Linked DNA regions of Homo sapiens: region 2 is linked to region 1. A link is a loop called in an ENCODE intact Hi-C map of the cell type or tissue named here. Cell type or tissue: mesothelial cell of epicardium. All regions are shown on one strand. Each heading gives the region's core, and the rest is flanking DNA. Links, peaks and the distances in the headings are about the cores only. Region 1 overlaps COL18A1 (collagen type XVIII alpha 1 chain). Region 2 overlaps LINC00205 (long intergenic non-protein coding RNA 205).

The links. A loop is a pair of places that touch in the nucleus more often than their neighbours do. Peaks named below come from ENCODE experiments on the same cell type or tissue, not always from the same donor. Only the 100,000 strongest peaks of a DNase experiment are listed, where the experiment ranks them.
Region 2: a loop joins it to region 1, with 21 times the contacts of the local background. A loop is called at or near these places in 105 of 110 quality-filtered maps.

Annotation. Positions count from the first base shown.
Region 1 is chr21:45,426,152-45,433,849 of GRCh38, forward strand. All of the region lies in intron 2 of COL18A1 (collagen type XVIII alpha 1 chain), which reads left to right. Among named protein-coding and RNA genes, the nearest start is that of COL18A1-AS1, 4.9 kb to the left of the region's middle. RefSeq lists enhancers at 1,210-1,882, 4,883-5,881, 5,882-6,878 and a silencer at 4,830-5,014. In mesothelial cell of epicardium, for the core only: no CTCF peak of the experiment used is centred there; DNase peaks (open chromatin) are centred at 4,513 and 4,901.
Region 2 is chr21:45,292,801-45,300,498 of GRCh38, forward strand. LINC00205 (long intergenic non-protein coding RNA 205) reads left to right here. Exons shown (of 3, transcript NR_026943.1): 3 at 1-4,554. Among named protein-coding and RNA genes, the nearest start is that of LINC00205, 8.6 kb to the left of the region's middle. RefSeq lists an enhancer at 1,406-1,912. In mesothelial cell of epicardium, for the core only: no CTCF peak of the experiment used is centred there; DNase peaks (open chromatin) are centred at 2,421, 2,841, 2,921 and 3,411.

The sequences.
Region 1 (7,698 bases), core at 3,024-5,523:
TGGACTGCAGTGGTGTAATCTTGGCTCACTGCAACCTCTACCTCCCGGGTTCAAGCGATTCTCACATCTCAGCCTCTGGAGTAGCTGGAATTACAGGCGCCCGCCACCACACCTGGCTAATTTTTGTGTTTTTAGTAGAGATGGGGTTTCACCATGTTGGCCAGGCTGGTCTCGAACTCCTGACCTCAGGTGATCCGCCTGCCTTGGCCTCCCAAAGTGCTGGGATTACAGGTGTGAGCCACCGAGCCTGGCCTGGAGTTATTTTGGGAGAGGGCAGCCCCTGGTTCAGCGTGGCGAGGCTGCGCTTGCTCTCCCGGGCGGGCGTCCACACCCTCCTCGCCGAGATGGAGAAGCCCAAACCCCTGCAGCGCTCCCCCATCACGTCCGGCCCTGGAAGCCCCCGGAAACCCTGCCACGCCCTGAGTGGGAGAGCGCAGGTCCCTTTCCGGCCCTGGAAGCCCCCAGAAACCCTTGGGTGCCAGGCCTGGCCGGGACAGCAGCGACACTGCATGCTCAGCCCTTGCGTGAGACCACGGGAGTGTCCGCCCTCTGCACGTGCTGCTGATTGCCCACTTCGTCCAGCAGGTTTGGGAGCTTGTGGCTGCATCCTCCTGCAGACACTTGCCCATTCTGGGGCCTCCTCTCTGTCTTTTCTCCTCTGTTGAGGGGTCTGGGAGGGAGGCCTTGGAGGGTACCCATGCTGCTGGGACTGATGCTCCCCGCGGTGGAAGGAGCTGCCTCTTGAACAGCAGGGGGCTGAGCAGAGGGGAGGGGATGCGGGGGTGCCGTGCACACAGGTGCTCTCAGGACGCAGGGGCTTCTCAGCCCTGCTGTCCCAGGGCTGCACTCCAGCAGGGCAGACTCCTGAGGTGCAGACACCCCAGCTTCACGCTCACACTTCTGGAAGGCGATGTCTGTGCGTTTGCTTTCTGCTGCAGTTTAAAAAGCCGGGCTCTCTCCGGAGCGTGTGTAGGGCCTGGTCACTGGAATATCTGGACTCAGTGTTAATGGCAGCCACGCTGGGGGCTGGGCCCAGCTTTCTGTTCTCCGTGTGGGTGCCATATCCACCTCCATCGCAGCCCTTTCTCTCTCGACCTTTTAAATCACAGTGTCACCTCCCCCTGCTGTCCTGCCAGTGGCCCCTGGAGGCTTCTCCCCACCCCTTTCTTCTGGGGCAATTCTTAAGGCTGGCATTGAATCAGGAGGCCAGATGTGGCCCCTAGTAACTCACCAGCAGTCCCTGAGGCTTCTGGCTCCCCTGGCCCACCAGCCTCCCATGTCTGCCTCAGGCCTCTTGACCCGCCTGGCACTGACCAGACTGTGTGCCCGGGTGCCGTGCCCATGGGCTCCGCCTCCCCCAGGCAGGCCCCCTCTTGCTCCGCGGCCACCCCTGCTCTTGACCTCACACCTCTGCGGTGTGTCTGGACACACCAGCACCACGGCGGGCGGGGAGCGGAATTCTCCAGGTGGGGTGGGCAGGCCGGCGGGTGTTGAGGTCTCTGTGCATGCTTGTGCGTACCCTGGACTTTGCCGTGAGGGGTGGCCAGTGCTCTGGGTGCCTTTGCCAGACAACTGGTCTGCCGGGCCGAGCATTCATGCTGGTCGCCATCACGTGACTCCCATGCGCCCTGGCCCTGGGGTTGGGTCTGCAGGACTGAGAACCAGCGGAAGGGGGGCGAGGCCTCGGGAATGCGCCGGCAACTGGCGATGAGCTCAGGCCTGACTAATGAGCCCAGGTGACTCATACACCCGGGGCCTGGATGAGTCTGACTGGGTCAGGACTTCCCTGCTTGTTCTGTCCTGGGAGATGTTGTCCCTGGCCCTGCAGAGCCGGGAGGACACGAGGCCTCCTGGGTCACAGCCAACGCAGCCTACTCCTGCCCACTGCTCGCGCCGGCCAAGGCCCGTCGGCACCACCTCCTCCATGAAGCCTTCCTGACTGCCCCCATCCCTCTGTGGGCAGCTCGAGTGTGCATCTTGAGTGCTGTGCAGGTTGGGGTCCGGCGCTCCTGCAGGCAGGCGGCGTCTGGGCCTGGGGGCTCTCAGAGTTTGAGGAGCGTGTGGTGAGGGTGGCCTCGGGCCTCAAAGACGCAGCGCTGTGGGAACCGGGAGACTGGCTGAGCCCGCTCTGAGGAAGGTGGGGCCAGGGGCACCCTCAGCTGACCCGGCGTGCAGGGGTGACCAGCCAGGCGTGGCCAAGGATGGGGTCTCTGGGATCAGGAGACTTCAGTAGCAGCCAGGACCGAGGCCACCAGTTTCCACCCTGGCATTTTCCATCTTTTGAAGGACTGGAAACGATTGGATTCTTTAACTTTTTTAAGTTGAGGTGAAATTCACAACGCATAAAATTAACCATCTTAAAGCGAACAATTCGGTGACATTTAGTACAGCCAGAAGGCTGTGCAGCCATCACCACTGCCCAACTCTAGAACATTCACACGCCGGAGAGAGGGAGCCCTGGGCCATCACGCAGCCACCGCCCGGCCCCAAGAACCTGCGAGTCCACTTTCCACCTCTGGATCGGCGGTTCTGGACGTTCATGCAGGTGGTTCCCGCAGTGCGAGGCCTTTTGTTTCGGGCTCCTCTCACAAGCCTCACGTTTCCAGGTACGTCGTGGTGTTGTGCAGACCCACAATTCATCCCTTTTCATGGGTGTGTAATAGTCCACCATAGATTCTCTACGTTTTAAAGCATGTTTTATGTGCCTGAAATGTCTCTGCACTCGAGACTATAGCTTGCTTTCTTTCTTTTCTTTTTTTTTTTTTAATTTGAGACGGAGTCTTGCTCTGTTTTCAGGCTGGAGTGCAGTGGTGCGATCTCGGCTCACTATAACCTCTGCCTCCCAGGTTCAACTGATTCTTTTGCCTCAGCCTCCCGAGTAGCTGGGACTATAGGCGCGCCACCCCACCCGGCCAATTTTTTTGTATTTTTAGTAGAGATGGGGTTTCATCATGTTGGCCAGGATGGTCTCGATCTTCCGACCTTGTGATCTGCCCGCCTCGGCCTCCCAAATTGTTGGGATTACAGGCGTGAGCCACCGCGCCCAGCCGAGACTACAGCTTTCTTTAACTGCATCCCTGGAGGGATCTGAGAGTCTCTTTCCCTGTCTCCTTTCCTTTGGAAAACATTTCAGCCAGGGCTCCCCAAGATGAAAGGCCAGAGTCCCAGGCATGGGCGTTGCAGGTGCACAGTTGCCACGGGGAGCTGTGGGTGATGGTCGCTGTCAGCGATGGCTGCTGCAGGTCCCTGTGAGGAAGGGGCAGTGCCCACAGCAGGAGGAGAGGGAGTCAGCGGACGTTGATTGGCAGTGCCCGCCCATTCCATCATTCAGTCACCCACTGTGCACCCAGCACCCAGGCTCGGCTGCATAGAACATGGCCCAGGAAGGCTCCACTTCCTGTCTCCTCTTCTCCCCTCTCCAGTCTCATGATGGGGCTGGAGGCATCTTCTAGTTTTGAGTTCTGAGCTAATGAACATGCTCATGAGCAGGCGGCAGGATCCCAGGACGGTGGAGCTGGGAGCCTGACTGCGGGTGACGGACAGGCTCTGGCAGCCCCTGTCAGCATCCTCTCCAGGGCATGTGAAAGCCAGTGTGTCCTCAGCTGCCAGTGCCCCCTCCCCACCTCCTCTGGGCCCATGTGCACGGGACCTGGGCTCCCCCAACCAAGCCTGCCCGCCTTGGTTCAGCAGAACGGCTCCTGTCTCTACAGCGGTGCCAGGCCAGGAGTGCTGTGTCTGTGAAGCGGGGTCATGGTTTTGGGGCCCTCATCTCCCTCGCGCCCTCTCATTGGGGACCCCCCGTCTCCCTAGCGCCCTCTCGTCCTCTCCTGCATGTGCTGTGTCTGTGAAGCGGGGTCATGGTTTTGGGGCCCCCCGTCTCCCTAGCGTTCTCTCGCCCTCTCCAGCATGTGAAGTGGGGTCATGGTTTGGGGGCCCCCATCTCCCTAGCGCCCTCTCGTTGGGGACCCCCCGTCTCCCTAGCGCCCTCTCGCCCTCGCCTGCATGTGCTGTGTCCATGAAGTGGGGTCATGGTTTGGGGGCCCCCTATCTTTCTAGCACCCTCTCGCCCTCTCCTGTATGTGAAGTGGGGTCATGGTTTGGGGGCCGCCATCTTTCTAGCGCCCTCTCGCCTTCTCCTGAGCGTGTGGAACTCTGTGGTGGTCAGAGCTAAGGTTCTGAATAGGTCGAAGCACCTCCCCGGTGCCTCTCACCCTGAATGCTCTGGGAGGACACAGCCTTTTCATAGGCTACGACTGACATGGCAGGAGGGGCCTGCCTGCCACCCGGGTCCTCTGCTGCCTGCTGCTTGCTGGGGAGGGGGCTCGAGACTGGGATCCTGGGCTTCTGCTCCAGCTGTGCCCAAGGGAGCTGCTGAGGAGGGACCGGGTGGGGCATCCACTCTGGGCAGGTTCAGGGTCATTCTTGGTGACCCCGGGTCCGGTTACAAAGGCTGATGGAGCGCGTGGGTGGCTGCCTAAGTCTCTGGAAGCCCAAGAATGTGGAGATGGCGCGTCTCGGCCCGGGGTCTCGTGGCTGGTCTGGGAGAACTTGCCTTTATTTCTAGGCAGGAGGCTGCACTGCAAGGGAGCGTCAGTGGCCCGGCTGGCTTTCCCCGGCCCTCAGCCCGCACTCGTCCACCAAAGCAAGCTCCTTTGTGGGGCTGCCCTGGGAAGCCGGGATCACGAGGCTCTGCCGGCCGTGGTCACCCCATGAGGCAGGGTCAGCTCGGGAGCAAGGCGGATCAGATGGAACAGAACACGTAGACCACCTCGCCCGCCCTTAGTCAGCTGGGCCATTGAAAATCAAGTCCGTAGAAAGACCTAGAAATAAGTCCCGGGGTGCCCTTGCCTGTTGACGGGCGGGCCGAGCAGGACTGTTCTCAGGCAGGCACTGGTCTCTTGGCTTCCAGGTGGTTTGTTTGCTGGTTTGAGGCTGGGGGTGACGCTCCTGTGCGGGAGGAGGTCGCATTCCATTCATAGCGGCTTATCTGGGCTGTCAGGCAGGCCTGGGAGGGAGCCTGCCTCTGTGCTCTCCAAGGGTGGGCGACGGACAGACAGGGTGTCCCACCCCTTCTGGGCCAAGGACAGAGGGTCAGTGTTTGCAGAGACCTGGGGAGGCCCAGGTGACCTCCACCGAGCACCTGCTGTGTGCAGGGCCAGTGCTGGCTGCAGAGACAGCGGAGCGTGTGTGGACCCGGCGGCCCAGGGGAGGGGGGCAGGCAGGACCCGGCGGCCCAGGGGAGGGGGGCAGGCAGGACCCGGCGGCCCAGGGGAGGTGGGCAGGCAGGACCCGGCGGCCCAGGGGAGGGGGGCAGGCAGGACCCGGCGGCCCAGGGGAGGGGGCAGGCAGGACCCGGCGGCCCAGGGGAGGGGGGCAGGCAGGACTCGGCGGCCCAGGGGAGGGGGGCAGGCAGGACCAGGCGGCCCTGGGGGTCAGGGGTGGAGGCCAGGCCTAGACGGCCCACAGGAGGGTGGACTCATTCTGACCGATTCCTGGAAGCCCCCGGAAAGTGGTGATGTTCTGGAGGGCCCAGCAGACCCCAAGGCCCCCAAGACAATCCCAGCTGGCTCTCTGCGGCTCTCGGTGTCTGCCATTTGAGACAATTTGGGCACAGGCAGGGCAGGCCGTCGCGGACGGTCTAAGCCGCGCGCATTGGTGGGGGCAGCAGAGCCCCTGCTCTCAGCTCCTCGGGGTACAGCGGGGGTACCAGGCGGGTGAGTGGGTGGGTGGTCACTGCTCCTGCCAAGGGCAGCCCTGGTTTGGTTTGCACTTGCTGCCCTGGTGACGGCTGCTCTCATTCCTGCCCCATTGCTAACAAGGGTGTCATAAGCTACTTTCCCGGCCCACATCCTATTAAGCCCATGGAGACCCTCCCACAGCTGAGCCTGCTGTGGGCTGCAGGCCCTGGGCGGTGCCCACCTCGGTCCCCACTGGCCTCCTTCCAGCACTTTAGAGCAGACACAGGTTGGAGATAAGGAAAGTTCCAGAGCACAGACTGGAACAAGCCCCAGGCCTCTCCCTGCCCCAGCAGGGCCTCCCTGGATTTGGGGGACAGGTGCCCTCATGGGGGGTCCTGAAGGTCAGAGCTGGGGCTGGGGCTGGGCTGGCGGAGGTGGCCTTGGCGGAGGCCACATTCCAGGGTCTCAGTGAGAGTCTGTGGCAGGCAGCCTTGCAGATGCCGCTGAGGGACCCCCCACTTCATGTTGTGGGTGATGTGGTCCATTGATTGCCTCCAGGTTTAAATCAGGTGGATATTTACCTAGCGGCCTCCTCTCCCTCTGCACAGGGCCTGGAGTGGGATGGACTGGGGTGCTCAGCTGGAGGCTCTGCAGACACAGCCCCCTGGGCTATGCAGGCCCTGCTGGGAGCCACATTGCCATTTTTCATCACCCACTTTTTGGGTGAGAACCCCCTCGAGTCCTAACATCTGCCGCATCTCAGAGCCTGTGGCTCCAGTCAGAGCATCTGGACCATACTGCTGGGGTCAGAGCGCGGCAGGACAATGGCCAGTTTCTGTGTGATTGCTGGCGGGAATCTTGAGCCATTCCGTGGGTCCGTGGGCTGGGATCTGGAAGCTTCCTTGAAATGTCTCTGGGCACGTGGCTCTGTGGGTCAGGGTGGGACATGGCCCCGTAGCAGGCTGTCCTACAGCAAAAGCCTGCTCTGTGAGCCAGCCCTGTGCAGGCCTCCCTCGGTACAGCCGGGAGGGGCCTCACCCTCCACCCACAGAAATCAAGGCTGCAGAAGACAGATGCCTGTGCCAACCCCTCCGGCAGAGTTATGCCAAATGTCCCACTAAATTCACCCCTCTAGGGAGAGGTGCCTCCTGCATCTACTTTTCCTAGAATAAGTATGAGAAACCCCAAATAGGTTCTAGAAAAAACAGCAGTGTACACAGATGTTAATCCTCTTCGAAACTTGACTGAGTCATTTAGCCAAAGAAAACAGCAACAATGGCTTCATTTCGAGAGGGTCACGGACACCCTTTCATGTTTGATTCCTTCTGACCTTGTGAGTTTATAGAAGGACAAGGAGAGAGGGACGCGCTGGGTTTGTTCAGATGTGGACAGAAAGTTTGGATGATAGGACAGAACATTTAGTTCAATCTTTCCACTTACGGCTCTTAAAAGCCCTTTATTTTTATAGGTAACATGCTTTAAACAAACTTTAAAATTTGAGGTTGCTAGTACCCATTGTGTGTGGATTGGACCAGCTCCATGAGAGTGGAGCCCGGGAGCCTCTCTGGTCGTCTTTGTGTGCGTCTGTGCCTGTGCCTGGTAGTAGTTCTGTCTGGAAGGTGAGCAGGGCCACAGAGCACCAAGAAAATACCAGGGACTTTGCAGGTCTCGGGTGGATTCAGGTTGATCCAACAGATGCCGGCCCAGGGCCTGCAAGGAGGCTCCTTTCGCGTGGCTGTCGTGGCCCCTGTGAGCTGGGCTTGTCCTATGAGAAGAGCTCCTGCAAGAACACCTTTTGAAGTCACCCCTGGGGGAGATGAGCTGGATGGCATTTGGAGCCCCCAGCAGCTCACATTCCTGAGCTCTTGGTCCCATGTGGGATTCGATAATTTTCTTTACACTGACAGGCAGCATCTCTTTGGCCAGCCGTGTGACTGTTGGGTCATGTGTCTTCTCTGTGCCTCAGTTTTTCTCCCCTGCAAATGGGTTCACTGAAAGCACTGGCCAGGGGAGGGGCTGT
Region 2 (7,698 bases), core at 2,211-4,710, 130 kb before region 1:
GCGACCCCTGAGAGCAGGCCCTGGGCCTCTGCGGCCCCTCCCGGAGCCACTCTTCAACTGCTGACCTGCTCCCAGCTCTTCTGTGCCCCGCCCAGCTCCCTGCAAAACCTCACCTGAGGGGAAGGAGGCCCTGTTTGGGCTCAGACGCAGCAGGTGCAGCTTGTGGTCCTGGGGCCACACCTGTTAGAGCCCATCCTTCTACCCCTGCTGGGCCCTGAGTGTCGTCCGTCCCCACAGAACTCAGCAGGGTCAGGTCTGGGCACTCCAGGCCGCCAGCCCCCTGAGTGAGCCCTGGGCCGGAGGTAGTTGTGGGTCACAGGCACCCCAGCCAGAACACCCACAGTGGGTAGATGTGTGGGGACCGGATGTGGGTCCTCTCCTGAGAGACGTGCAGATGGGGAGAGGCTGGGCAGTTCTCAGCACAGCTGGAGCATCTACCTGTCACCACCTCGGAGCCTCCTGGCCCCGTGGGGGCGGCCCTGGGAGCAGGGTCGGCAGTGAAGAGCAGAGAAAGGCAGTTGGGGATGTTGCCACTGTCCCCCGAGACCACCCTGCCATGGAGACGAGGGAGCTGTCCCTTCGCGGAAGGGGGCTGGCCAGCAAGAAGGACAGAGAGTGGACTGGCCGAGGACCGCTGAGCTCAGGACCCAAGGAGGACTCTTCTAGGAGACGAGAGAGCGAACGCCAGGGACCCTGTGCAGGCCTGCTCCTCCGTTTGCAAGGTGAGTTACCAGGTTCACGTGTTTGGAGTTTCTGGACTCATTGCGGAGTTCCACCCCTGCACGTTGCGGTTCCCCAGTAATCAAATCCTGGCTTTTGTGCCTGGAAGTGCACAGGGAGGGGACAACTTTGTGAGTCAGTGGCAGGGCAGGGAGTTCTGGTTCTCCAGAGCCAGAGGCCGTGCTCAGAAGGATTTCTTAGCAGGAGCCTTGGGGCCCCCAGTCAACACTTCCCTACGGACAGCCTGGCCAGCTCTGTGCACGGAGCAGGCGCCCGAGGGTCCCAGGTCACCAAGTGACCAAGTCGTGAAGGCGCCCAGGGTTTCCTGGGGGTGCGCTGATCCCAAGGAAGCCACGTGTGGTCAGCATGGGGGAGGGGACCAGCGCCCCGGGGGGCCTGCAGCACAGCAGGGCCTGCCCTCCTGGGTGAGACTGGCCGGTGCCTGTGGGGATCTGGGGGGCTACAGTCAGGGCTCTGTGCTCCCGAGGGCCACGCCAGCCCACCTGCCCTGGAACAGAACCCGAGGCTTCTGCCTAGGGGAGTACCTGGGCACCTGCCTCCTGTGCTGCCCTGGACACATCCCAGCGGCTGCACATAGGGGAGGCACAGCCTGGGCTCAGGGCCAGGGTCCACTCTGTGGGGATACTAGACCCGGGGGTGACAATGCCAGCTCAGAACTTCCCCCCACACCTGGGCTCCTCCAGCCTGGCCTTTCCTGGGGAAGGGAGGGCCTGTCCTTCCTCAGCACTGTGGGAGGGAGGCAAGGCCTGCGGTTGAAGCGTCCCCAACACGGGGCTCCAGGAGAGAAAGCACCACATCTCAGGGAATGAAAACAGAGACGGGGCCGCCCAGTGCACTCGGTGGCTCGGAAATCATTAAAGAATGTTCTGAGCCCCCGATTTTGGCTGTAAAAGGGACTGGCCGGCTTGTGACCGCTCCCCTGTCTGTGCCTTGAGACGGGAGTGTTCAGCGTTGGGGGCAGCTTTCCCTCCAAGAGGAGCTTCACAAACATCCGCTCTCTGCGGGGCCGCCTCTCCGTGGCCTGGGGCCGCTGTCGGAGGAAGGCTCTCCAGCTGCCGTCATCTGGGAAACGTGGGGGGCGAGCAGGGGTCATGGATGGGGCTCACTGGGGACTGTGAGAATCTGTCCCGCAGGACTTTCTGGGATGGAAACGCTGGCAGAGGTGAAGCCTGCGTCATGTGCTTCACTGAACCCGGCTGCTTATTTATGTTCGGAGGGCTGGTTTCAAGGACTCCTCGTCTCCCTCTCCAGTGATAGCGTCAGCGGAAATGCAGACGGGGACGGGGCTGCTGGGTTTCCTCCCTGGAATGAAGCACAGCCGGAGGTTTTGCTGATTCACCAGCAGGCCCTGACCGCTGAGTTCAGGGTAACAAATCCACATGGATCCTGAGCCCGCATAGCTCCCTGGGCCTCAGCATAAACATCGTAAACCTCCGGGCCCTGGCAGTGTCTGTTTCATCCCCTCCAGAGCAAGTGCAAGTGTGAGATTTAGAGATTCTAAGAGGGGAAGGGCCAGAGGTCTTGAAAACGACCTTCATTCGTTCATTCATTCGAGAAGTTTGCGAGGGCCTCCGTGTCCTGCGTTTAGTGGGGCCTAGGACGCAGATGTGAAGGGCGCTGCTCTCAGGAGCAGACAGAGGTGGGGATGAATCAGTACACGCCCACCTCGGGCCCACAGGGGAGGATGCGCGGAGCTGTGGGTGTGGGGAGGAGACCCCTCTGCGTCATGCTGACGGTGTCGGCAGAGTCGCCAGCTTCTGCAGGAGCGGTACCTGTGGGTTCTTCTGTGACTTGTTTAACCGCATCTTTTGCCCAGTAGTTAGTCTTTTCCTGTTGGGACACCATGTTGGTAGTTTGGAAATGGTTTCTTCCATCCATTGCCTGCCTTTTAGCTTTGTCGATGGTGTTCTGTTGTAAATTTTGGTGCACGTTTAATGTGAACAATGGTTATGAGACGAGTGCCATGAGTTCCTGTGTGCCTGTCACCCAGCCCGGCCACAAGAGGTGCTGGGGGCAGTGTCCACACCCCCCTTTCTTAGGACGCCTGAGTCTCAGATGTGACTTATAGGGTATTTCTTATGGCAAGACGGTTAAAACAAACTTCAGCGTCTCGTCTGTCCTTCTATGGCTGTGGCTTCTGATGTTCTAATGGCGTTCTCGTCAGCCGGGGCTGAGAACAAAATAACATAGACTGTGGGGCTTAAACAGCAGAAACTTACTTCCCACGGTTCTGGAGGTTGGGAGTCTTGGATCACCGTGTAGCATGGTCAGGTTCCTGGTGAGGGTGGGATTCCTGGCTAACGTAACGAAGGCTCCCTCTCCTGATACCGTGTCACTGGGGGTGAGGCTTCAACACAGGAATTTTGGGGGGACACATCAGCATTCACTCCATCACAGGTGGTTAGCCCTTTAATCCGCGGGAATTTTGTTTGGGGTTGTGTGAGATACGGGTCTAACGTTTTCTTTTTCAAATACGTAGCCAGTTGTCACATCATTTATTGAAAAAGGAATCTTTTCTCCACCGACTGACATGAAATGCTACCATCATCGTAAATAAAATTCCCGTAAATACTTGCTGTCTCTGCTGTCTCAGTCCTGACTCACGGGCTGAGTTCTCTTTCTGCACAGTAGCACTGGCATTAACTGTGACAGCTTTACAGCAGGCTCCCTCCCCGAGGCCGTTCAGAAGCATTCCTCAGCGGGTCCTACACGTTTCCTCTCCCATGTCAAGTTTAGAAGCAGTGTCAAGACCCACAGCAGTCCTGCGGGAGTTTTAAGGGATGCACGGAGTTTATGGGGACAGTTTGGAAAATTGACATTCATGTGACTTAGAGTCCTACTACTTGAAAATGGATTCCAGCTCTCAACGAATTTAGAGCTTTGGCAAAATTTTTAAGATTTCTTTGATGTCCGATGTGCTCATTTCTTGGTTTGTTCTTGAGTATTTTGTGGATTTTTATGAAATCCACAAAGTTTTTGTTATAATGAATGGGACACTTTCCCATAAAATGTTGTAATTCTGTATTGCTGTTTTAGTAAACACTGTTGATTGATGTATATTGATGTTACACTTGGTCACTTGTAATAGTTTGTCCGTTCATTATTTTGAACTTTTTAGGTAAACAGTCATATAATTATGCAAATAATTATAGTTGTGTCTCTGCCTTTCTAATATTTATACTTTGTGTATATTATCATGTTGGCCAGGACTCAAGCGTCTTTCTCTTGTTTCTGACTAATGCGAATGATTCTAATGCAGGGGTTTCCAAACTGGTGGCCGGGGGGCCAAATCCAGCCAATGGTCTCTTCTTGTAAATAAAGTTTTATTGGAACACAGTTACACACATTTTTCTACATATTGTCTGATGGCTACTGTCACGCCACAGCAATGCTGTTAAATAGTCCAGACAGAGGCGGTATTGCCCGAAAAACCTAGAATATTCACCATCTGAGCTTTTACGGGAAAATTTGCTAATATCTGTTCTCATGCATTAAATACAATGTTTGTTACAGGTTAAGGAAGTTTCTGACTATTTTTAGCTTTCTGAATATCTTGTGGTTGTGTGTGCTTTAAAATTAGGACTAAATATTAAATTTACCAGTTGCTTGTTAGGGGCCTATCTTTTGAGATGCCCAAAGTTTCCCTTTTTTAGTCTCTTCATGTAGTGAGTTGTACTAACAGATTCTCTAATGTTGAACCGTCTTTGCTTTCCGGAGATAGACTTTACTTGCTCCTGGTGGATTGGATTCTGTTTGTTAATACTTTTATTTTTGGGTAATTACATCCCTATTATAAATAATATGTCAGCATCATTGTGTGTAGATGTGTGTGTGTTATTCTTGCCATTAGTTTCTCAGGTTTTTGGTTAACTATTGATATGGTTTGGATCTGTGTCCCCACCCAAATCCGATGTTGAATTGTAATCCCCAGTGTTGGAGGTGTGGCCTGGTGGGAGGTGGTTGGATCATGGGAGTGAATTTCTCATGAATGGTTTAGTACCTTCCTCTTGGTACTGTTCTCGCAATAGTGAGTTCTCGCGAGATCTGGTCGTTTAAATGTGTGTGGCACCTCCCTGACCCTCCTGCTTTTGCTCTGGCCATGTAAGACGCACCAGCTCCCCTTTCACCTTCTGCCACGATTGAAGGTTTCCTGAGGCCGCCCCGAAGGTTCCCATACAGCCTGCAGAACCATGAGCCAATTTAACCTCTTTTCCTTATAAATTACCCAGTCTCAGGTATTTCTCTATAGCAATGTGAGAATAGACTCATACAACTATATATTACAGAATGAATTGTGATACTTTTGTCTTTGTCTGTGCCTGGAAATGATAGTAATTCTTAGTAAAAATTCACCTGTATCAAGTTCTTCCTATTGCAACAAACACAATTCTATATATTTTACATGAGTTAAGTCCTTAACCTGGAAGTCATCCCTGTGAACTAGGTATTGCTTTCGTGTCCATCTGACAGATGAAGAGGCTGAGAGTTTAAGTAGTCTGCCTAAGGTCACCAGCCATGGGGGCGAAGATGGAATTTGAACTGAGCCGTTGGCCTTCAGAGGACAGGTTCCTAAACGGTCATTCTGTCTCTCTGTTGCAGAGATCAGTCCTGCATATTCCTGTAAAAAACTGCCTGAGCTTGGTGCTTTTTTAAAGGATATCATTTGACTACTTTTTTTTTTTTCTGTTTCCTGCCCATGTCCCATAGGGCTAATCAGATTTTCTATTTCTACTTGAGTCAATGTTATACTTTATATTTTCATTTTTGTTGTTTTTAAATGTTACACTATTTTTTGAGATAGAGTCTCGCTCTGTTGCCCAGGCTGGAGTGATCTCTGCTTATTGCAACCTCTGCCTCTCAGGCTCAAGCAATTCTCCTGCCTCAGCCTTCTGAGTAGCTGGGATTACAGGTGTGTGCCACCACACCCGGCTAATTTTTGTATTTTTAGTAGAGATGGGGTTTTACCATGTTGGCCAGGCTGGTCTTGAACTCCTGACCTCAAGTGATCCACCTGCCTCGGCCTCCCGAAGTGCAGAGATTACAGGCATGAGCTACTGTGCCCAGCCATACTTTATATTTTCTAAGAAAATCATCTGTTTAACCTGGCTTTTAAAATGTGTCAGTATAAGCCAGAACATGGTGGTTTTATAATTGAAAAAACCTAGTGTCTGCCTGTGTCTTCCCCGAGGTCTTCTGGGTGGAGACTGGGAAGCAGGGGCCAGTCCACAAACACACCTCATGTTACCGTTCCCTGTAGGAACCCTCAGCTCTGTGGCCATCTCAGATTAACATCCACTCCTCCTGCAGAATTTGAAAGGAGAGTTGCTATCACCAAATCCCTTCAGGTCTCAACATTTACCCAGGTTACCTTGATTCCAGAGATGGCTCTTAACTTGATTTCTATAAACCAGTAGAGAATGTGTCTGATGGCACAGAGGAAAACACTGTCAACACGAAGTTCCTGAACAGTTTAAAGAGATGACACAGATGTTTTTTAAAGTAACCCATCTAAATCACTGGAAATGCCCCTTTCTCCCTATTTTGTCAATGGATGGAAATGTGTTGAGAAAGGTGCTTATTGTAAGAGAAACAGAACAGAATTAAAGCTACTAATACCAATTCAAAATTGGGGAATGGCTGGGCGTGGTGGCTTATGCCTGTAAGCCAAGCACTTTGGGAGGCGAAGGCGGGAGGATTGCTTGAGCCCAGGAGTTCGAGACCAGCCTGGGCAGGATGGCAAGACCCCGTCTTTACAAAAAAAATTTTTTTTAATTAGCCAGGGGTGGTGGCAGACAACTGTAGTCCCAGCTACTCAGGAGGCTGAAGTGGGAGGATGGCTTGAGCCGAGGAGGTGAGGGCTGCACTTTTAATTTTTTTTTGTTTGCTTGCTTGTTTGAGATAGTGTCCAGCCTGGATGACAGAGCAAGACCCTATCTCAAAAAAAAAACCCACAAAAAACAAAACTGGAGGAAAATCCAGAAAAGTAGGGGACATCAACAATCAACACACTGTAAAACTGTCATCTCAAACACGGTAATGTGTGCGTGCCCCTCGCTGGGGCTGAGTGTGTGTGACACTGCGCAGGCTTACAGGCCCCTGCACGTTTCGGCGTCTGTCCTCTGCGGATGATAACGTGCTCCTGCCGGAGCCGCTGGGGCGGTGTCTGCACTGGGAGGAAGCCCGTTGGGCTGTCATCATACCCTGCTCTGTGGGAACCTTCCAGACGAGACGGTCACTTCGGGGCAGACATTTCCTAAAGGGGCTTAGAATCAAAATCCAGGAATAAGGACATGGAATGCTGAGTGGTTTCACAACCAAAATAGAGTTTATGTCAATATTGAATATTAAACGACAACAATTAAAGCCAGCCGGGACTGAACAGCTGCCAGTGCGCAGCCTGGGTGGGGGCTCAGGACAAGGGGCTCTTATGGAGCCCCTCGAGACCCCCAGGAGGTGGACACTGCCCCCAGCTCTTGGTGGAGCCCTTGGGCTGCAACAGCAGGAACTGAACCCCAGGGGCTTTGGGGTTAAGAGAAGAATGTCTGGACGTTAGCGGCAAAAGCAGGCGGGTGGGGCAGTGAGCACAAGCGGGGGTGCCCCTGATACTGGCTACCCCTCCACATCTATCTCTGTCCGGGTCTGCCTCTGTCCTCGGCACACGGCACGCGCTGCTCCGGGGGCGGCCGCGCCACAGGTGAGCGGAACACGGTTCGAGGAAGGTGGGCCGGGCACAGGGCGGCCCGTGGTTGCAGGTACCAGAGCTTGCTGGAGCTGGCTGGGCTTTGAGGATCAATCACCTGGTTCTGCAGATGTAGAAGTATGTAAAGTAATCAGCACTTTCACCAGGGCAGGACTCGGATCCAGGCCAGCAGCTGCCCAGCCCAAGGCTCCTTGCACCACCGTGTGAGCCACATACTTTCCGGATAGGAGAAGGTCCAGAAGGTGAAGTCTGCGCCC